Linked DNA regions of Mus musculus: region 1 is linked to region 2. A link is a contact called in ENCODE Hi-C or POLR2A ChIA-PET data. All regions are on one chromosome and are shown on one strand. Each heading gives the region's core, a stretch centred on a gene start or an enhancer-like site at or near the end of the contact. The rest is flanking DNA. Distances are from core to core; before and after follow the strand shown.

What was found. A loop is a pair of places that touch in the nucleus more often than their neighbours do. ChIA-PET counts read pairs that join two places held with the same protein, here RNA polymerase II (POLR2A).
Region 1: a loop to region 2 is called in a map of left cerebral cortex, with 5 times the contacts of the local background. The contact joins the promoter of Ndrg4 here to the promoter of Gins3 in region 2. A Hi-C loop is called at or near these places in 8 of 37 maps with a recorded cell type or tissue (T-helper 17 cell, heart, left cerebral cortex and 2 more). POLR2A ChIA-PET finds 5 or more read pairs at or near these places in 2 of 5 experiments (Patski and embryonic stem cell).

What each region holds. Positions count from the first base shown.
Region 1 is chr8:95,676,391-95,679,994 of GRCm38, reverse strand. Ndrg4 (N-myc downstream regulated gene 4) reads right to left here and starts at 1,723. Exons shown (of 17, transcript NM_001372423.1): 1 at 1,612-1,723. The coding sequence starts at 1,648.
Region 2 is chr8:95,631,752-95,635,329 of GRCm38, reverse strand. It overlaps Gins3 (GINS complex subunit 3 (Psf3 homolog)), which reads right to left and starts at 1,771. Exons shown (of 3, transcript NM_030198.3): 1 at 1,547-1,771. The coding sequence starts at 1,732.

The DNA of each region.
Region 1 (3,604 bases), core at 474-2,973, 45 kb before region 2:
AAATCCCAGCCTCTACAGATCCCTCTTCCAGTCTGAGGTGGGGAGTGGGGCTAGCCTGCTGCAGCTCTCTGTTGCAGGTGACTGCAATAAGGAAAAGTTGAAGGGCAATGGCAGGTGCCAAAAACCACCCGCCAGGCTTTCCCAGGCTCCAGCAAATCTCCACCTGCCTTTCTCTATGAGCCCAGCAAGACCCACTGTGGTTTAGCACACAGCCCAAACCCGAATCTGGCCTACTTTCCTCCTATAACACCCCAACACACACACACACACACACACACACACACACACACACACACGCTTGCACACATACATGCTCACACACACTCACAGCCCAAACCTTCACCTGGCCTACTTCCCACCTATACCTCCATCCACTACCATTCCCAACACACACAAACACACACACACACACACACACACACACGCGCTTGCACACATACATGCTCGCACACACTCACAGCCCAAACCTTCACCTGGCCTACTTCCTGCCTATACCTCCATCCACCACCACTCCACACACACACACACACACACACACACACACACACCCTCCAGGGCCAGGCCACTCCCAGACTAAGTCACTCAAGACTCTAGGGCACATGCAGAACACCCTTTGTTCCTCCAGCTTAGAACGTGACCTCCCTTTTCCATGAACAGAAAGTTCTACTTTCACTGTCTGGGTCTTCAAAGGCAGCCACTTGCTCTAATCTCTGGGTCCTTTCAGATCCCTACCCCATATCCCATTCCATTTCCTGAGTGTACACACACACACACACACACACACACACACACACACACACACACACACAGAGCAACCCCTTCCTCACCTTACAGCGGCAGGACCCCAAGTGCTGAGAAGCATCTCTTGGAATATGTTCATTAGGGATACATGGGTGTGCACCTGACAAGGGCTCAGCATGGTCCAGTGAGATCTGGACAGGGGCTGCTCCCTCCAGCCCAGGTGCCCACCTCCCCTCTGAGAACGGAAGCCTCCACTGATGCTGGACTTCATGTATGAGGAACATGTAACCTTCCGATAGATACCTGGCTTCTGTCCTTGCTCCCTTTCCCATCTCCTCTAGGCATCCAGTTTCTCCAAGGCATTCCAGCTACTGGCCCCAGGATGCCCTCAGAGGGACATCTAATTTCTTCTCTAGAGCGGGCCCAAGGTGGATGGCCTGAGCCATCACGGTTCAACCTAGCTTCCCATCTTCCTAGTCCACTTGACTCTACTTCCAGCAAGAAACTTCTTCCCAGAGAGAAAGGTGGCTCTGACCATCACAGAAAAGAGGAGGCCCTTACACAGGTTCTCCCAGCTCCCCCAGGAGGCCCAGGGCTGCTTTCTCTGGGGACTTGGGATATTTGATTGGAAAACTCCGGAGCTCCCCTGGGGTTGCTAATCGGAGCTCCGTCGACGGGACACCACAGGGGGCCTCTGTGGAGCTCCACCCTCCCAGACGCCGGCGCTCGCGGCTCAGTAGAGCCCGGCATGCTTCAGGTTTCGCTCAACTGGGAACGCGCACCCGAGAGCGCCCCTTCCAACCCGGGCCACCGCGCCCCGAACCCGCTCCAAGTCGGAGAGCGGCAGCGGCGAGCGGCAAGCCTCGGTACCTGTCAGCAGTTGGAGCCTGTGTCCCAGCACCTTCATCTTGGCGACGGTGGAGCGCGCTGGGCCGCCCGGGGCGAGGCGCGCAGTAGCCGCAGAGAGGAGCGGCGGGATAGCGGGAGCGGCGGGAGCAGCAGCCGGTAGCGCGGTGCGCTCACCGCCCCCTCCAGCAGGGTTTAAAAAAATCCACCAATGGCACAGCCGCGCACCCCAAAAGGCACCCGCCGCCACCTGGCCGTGGTGAGCGCCGGGGGGGGGGGGGGGGAGTGTGACACCGCGCGGGAGGGGCCCCTCGCGAACAAAGACGCCTACCGCCCCCAGACGTCGCGGCCGGACGGGCGACAGCCGCGGTCTCGGGGGATCCGAGCCAAGAAGGCTGGGAGACAGGGCGTCGCCCTCGCGTGGGGGGCGGGGGGAGGGAAGGTGGCCAGGGCGTGAGGGTGGTGGAGAGAAGGTGCGGGACTGCGGTGTGGCTGCGCCGAGAGGGGATCCCAGGGGTGAGGGCGCGGCGACTCACCCAGGCTGCCGAGCGACACGGTCGCGGAGGCGGGAGCCGGGCCTGGACGCCTCCGCCGCCGCCACCCACGAGCGGTGCAGGTTCCCCGCACGAGCGAGCCCCGGGAGCTGGGGGCGGGGCGCCGCGCAGCGGGGGCGTGCCCACGTGGGTGGGTGGGCGTGGGGCGCGCTGCGCGTCCCGCTTGGTGGCTGGAGCTGGACTGTCTCGGGCTGTCTCGGGCTGTGGGAGTGGGCGGGAGGCCCGGTGAGAAGACCCACAGGCCGGGGCCCAGATGCAATCTGCAGCGCCTGACCTCCCAAAGAGGGTCCCGTCTCTGTCCAGCGTTTCTCGGGGAGCGCCAGAGACTCCCACGGGGAACCTTGGCTCACTCCCACCACCTCTACCTCTCTTCCCCTCCAGTCCCCACCCATCCGTCTGAGGGGACACCCTGGGGAGGTTGGGGAGAAGCTGGGGTTCAGTGGTCCAGGAGCCAACATTCCCCCTGTTTGCAAAGTCTGAAGGTTTCTGAGGAACTCAGGCAACTTCCTGGCTAAGATGTTCTTTCTGTCCCCACCAGGGCCCCACCCACACGGTGGCCACAACCTATTCCCTGCAGGTCACCCTCCCGGAGCAGGAAAGGAAAGGGACTCTATCCTCCTCGATCTCACTGGTTCCTCAGGAGGGTCAGAGGCCCTGAAGTCTCTCTGACTCCCCAAACCCTGAGCATCACCAACCCCGAAGTTGGGACGAGATAAGAGGTCCTGGTGACTCATTCCGTTCAGGCCCTGTGTGTCCCTTACCTTTTCCTCTGGGTTCCTGTCTTGATGGCTCACAGAGAAAGTACACTAGATCAGGATCTCTCTGAGGCCCTGGGTGCGGGGAAGGAGCATGTCACAAGAAGCCAGCCCACAACACTTCTGACTTTGCTGCCTCTGTAAGAGGTGCTTTGCCCTTAGGCCTCGGCTTCAGGTGGCCACACCTGAAGCAGCAGTAAATTAACCCCACTGCCCGCTGAGGAGGCCGCTGAGATTTTGATGGCTGCAGGTGTGGCACGCAACCCCTGTTTATGTTACAGCTTGTGGCTGAAGGGATTCTAACCAGCCGGAACAAGGCAGACATGACTGGCTGGCCTTGCCCTTCTCCCGCATTCTCCTTGCCTTGCTAAACCCCCCACTAGATTACATTCCTAAAAGCGTGCCATCAGGATCTAGTCCTGTATTTGATCACTTCCTCCTCCCGAGGCTGAGGTCCAGCTATCAAAGTATTGAAGTCTAGCAGTCAAAAGTCCCCTTTGGCTGCCCTAATTAACATGCCCAGTTAAAATTAAACACCCCATCCTAACACAGGGTTCCCCCTTTACCTTTATAAACCGCCATTTTCCTATGGGCCACGTCTGTCTCCTGTCTATCCAGAGACAGTCCTTTGTGCCCCATGTTGTCACACACACACACACACACACACACACACACACCATTCCCCTTCCTCCTCTTCCTTTTCCCCTT
Region 2 (3,578 bases), core at 522-3,021:
TTATCATAGCCAGAAAACTGTCATTAGATACAACCACAACAAAAAAGCCTGACGATAGCTAAGAAGAACCCAGAGAAATATAATAGCTAAAAATTATTCTTTAATTCTTTTTTTTTTAAAGATGCTAGACTAGAATATTAGGTAAATTAAGAAAATAAGACCCAGCCGGGCGTGGTGGCGCACACCTTTAATCCCAGCAGAGGCAGAGGGAGGCAGAGGCAGGCGGATTTCTGAGTTCAAGGCCAACCTGGTCTACAAAGTGAGTTCCAGGACAGCCAGGACTATACAGAGAAACCCTGTCTCGAAAAACCAAAAAAAGAAAAAAGAAAGAAAAAGAAAAGGAAAAAAGAAAAAGAAAAAAAGACCCAAACTCGGCAGGATATCTTGTTCAGTAGAGTGTAAGAGCTCAACTAAATCCTAGCCATACAGTGGTGACACACACCTTTAATCCCAGCATCAGGGAGGCAGAGGCAAAAGGATTGCTGAGTCTGAGGCCAGCTTGGTATACAGAGCCAGTTTATGTCAGCCAAGGCTACACAGAGAAACTCTGTCTCAAAAACATTAAAAAAACAAAAACAAAAGACTCCTAAATCTTTCTCTATGACAATGGGGAGCCAATAAGTTGACATTTGGGGTAGAACTCTGTGGTAGCATGCTTGCCTGGCATGTGAAACGCTCCAGGATTCACCCCCAGTCCTGGAATATTCTTCAAAAACATGGCGGTCGACTCTGAAGAGTCGACTTACAAAGGACTGTGAGGTTGAGAAGCAGCCCAGGGAGCAAAAATGAGCCTTTCTGTTGTTGAAAAAGTAAAAATGTGGTGTTTTACTTTGAGAAAAAGTACCTAGAAATAGACAGAGACAAAATTGATACCCTTCCAAACAAAACTTAAAGGACCTAACGGGAAATGAAAGTAACCATTGCAAGTTACGCTCTTGGGACAAACTCGTACTTGAAGCCATAGAGTCCAAGGTTCGAATCCCAGTTCACCATTTACTGGAGGACCCTGGCTTTGTTAACCCAGCTTTTGTTAGGTTTATGGGAGGGCAAAAGGCTTAATACGGGAAGCTGCAGTTGCCATTTTTCAGTGCGACACTGAAAATTGTTATGAGCAACCTTTTACCGAGGACTGCCTTGGTTAAGCCAGCACGGACTTACTGTGGAACCCTGGCTGAGGTACTCACTCTTTGTAGAATTGCCTAAGCGAGAAGATGACAATTTATCCCCCCATCACAGACTCCCATCCCCTGATGGACAGTCGGTCCTCGGAAACAGGCTGCAGACACTGTCATAATTGTGCCGAGTGCGCATGACAATCTGCAGTTCCCAGACTTCGAAACTTCAAATAAGTTTTATGGAAACCATGAATAGAACCAAGAGACCCTGAGATGATGGGCTGGAGCCAAAGCCAATGACTTTGGAAAGTTTGAAGACTAAGATCGGTGGCGGGAGAGTCCTCCGAGTGCTGTGCAGCTTCCCGGGACCCCCGAGGACTCCCACCGCCTCCAGATCTTGGAAACCTCTGCCCCGGCCGGGCTCGCCTCACCTGAGGGAGCGGATGGTCCGGCTCGGAGCCCGCGCCCCGCTCCAGGAAGAAGGCTCCCAGGCGCGGCATGGGCGTCTCGACCCGCACCGGCAGCTTCTCCTGCGACATCAGGATGTCGTCCAAAGACAGGAAGTTCTCCTCCGGCCCCAGAGCGCCCGACTCCACTGGGAAATACGCCTCGGACATGGCAGCTCGCAGCACAGTCAGGGATGAGGAGGGCGCGCCACCTCAGCGAACTAGGGCCGGCTTCAAACTCGCTTTCCCGCGCCGCACTCGCCAGACCCGAGCAGTCGATTTCGGCGAGCCTGCGGCCGCTCAGGCAAAAGCAATCAATAAGGTCACAGATTGGGTCCAGTGTCCCCGCCCAATGCGGAAGCCCTGGATGAGTCGGCCGGAAGTCCTCCTGCAGCTTGTAGACTAGGCTGGGGAAGGTATATGAAGCTTGAACATCATTGAAGGGACAGCATGTGTCTGTACTAACGGAACTGTGTTCATGCAGCCTTTAAATACACACATAGAATTTAAAAACATCTTTGGGGATTCAAGTAATATCATTTTACACTATGTATTCCAGCCCTCATTAATCCCGCTTTTATTGCATTTTCACTGGTAGGTTAATTATTGTCTTTGAAAACAACAGAAGAAACTAAAACGCAAGCACTAGTCCAAATGTTTAACTGTGTGCTAAGTTACAAATTATTTGTAGTATTTTGGCCGGGTGTAGGTTCAGGTGGGGTGGGAGTCTAGATGGAGTGGTAGATTTATATATGGCTGGAAGATCTGAAGTTCAGGGCCTTGCTCTACTGTCAACTGGCAAAGTCCTCGTGTGGTGATCAGTTTGGGTTCCTGAAAGAGGAAACTAGACCAGTTTCCTAGTCTTTTCACAGCCACTCTGCAAGCGGGAGCTCCTATATCAAATGCGATCACAGGTAGAGTACCTGAGAACAAAGGAAAGACCACGGTTGCTTGGTTGCTTGGTCCTAGATTTGGCGGTACATACATGAATACAGGTTGAGGCAGATTGTTGCGAGATTTGCTACCGAATTTACCTACTGTAGGAGGGCATTCCTGAGGTAGTGGTTTGTGAGCAACACAGGAAAGGGGGCGAGCATGCCTTTCATCTTTTGTATTCCTTTTTAGTTTTGAATGAAATAATTTGTTAATGTATTTACATAATTCACTACATTTAAGCAATAGCCTTCTAAATATGGACTAGAACTTTACATATGCTAAGCAATAGTCACTTGCTTTTTCTTGCCAAAAACACTTGTATCACATGAATGCTTGAAGTATTTACACCACTTTCTTTACTTTTTATTCCTCTTCTTTTAACAACCATTGCTCTAGTCAGTTTAAGACATTTTATTCCAGACAGCTACTTTAAAAAGTTGCAATAATGTCAAGCATGCTGGCACATGCCTAGAATCCCTGGACTGGGGAAGCCAAGGCAACAGGATCTCAGGGTCGAAACAAGACCAGGTTATAGGGCAAGGCCTTATCTCTAAAACAATTATGACTAATGTGCTTGTTGACAAGAGCGGGTCAGAAGCAGACCCAGGGTGTGAGCTAGGCATGTCCTGTAACTACTGGCAATTTTCTGCATGTACCCAGTTCTTATATACTGCTGCTACCCAATTCACAATGGTTCGACTCACAATCTTTTACTTTACAGTGTTAACAAAAGCTTATTCATATAACCATGCTGTAATTCTCAATACAGTGTTCAATAAATACCACGAGATGTTTCATGTTTTGTTATAAATTAGGCCTTGTGTTAGATGACTTTGCCCAACCATATGTTAATGTGTTGTAAGGCCATTTGAGGCACACTGGGCTAAGTGCTGATATTTTGTAGGATAAGAGATCAAATGGAAGAGATAAAGATCAAATGCCTGCATTCCATCCAGAAAGCTGAGAGTGGATCTTGTTAATGACCTGGTGACCTTTTTGCGGTCTGTGGAGGCAGACCTCACCCCTTTTGCTATAGAGGCAGACCTCCCCCAAATTCCCCAGGATGATTATCCCAGACTCT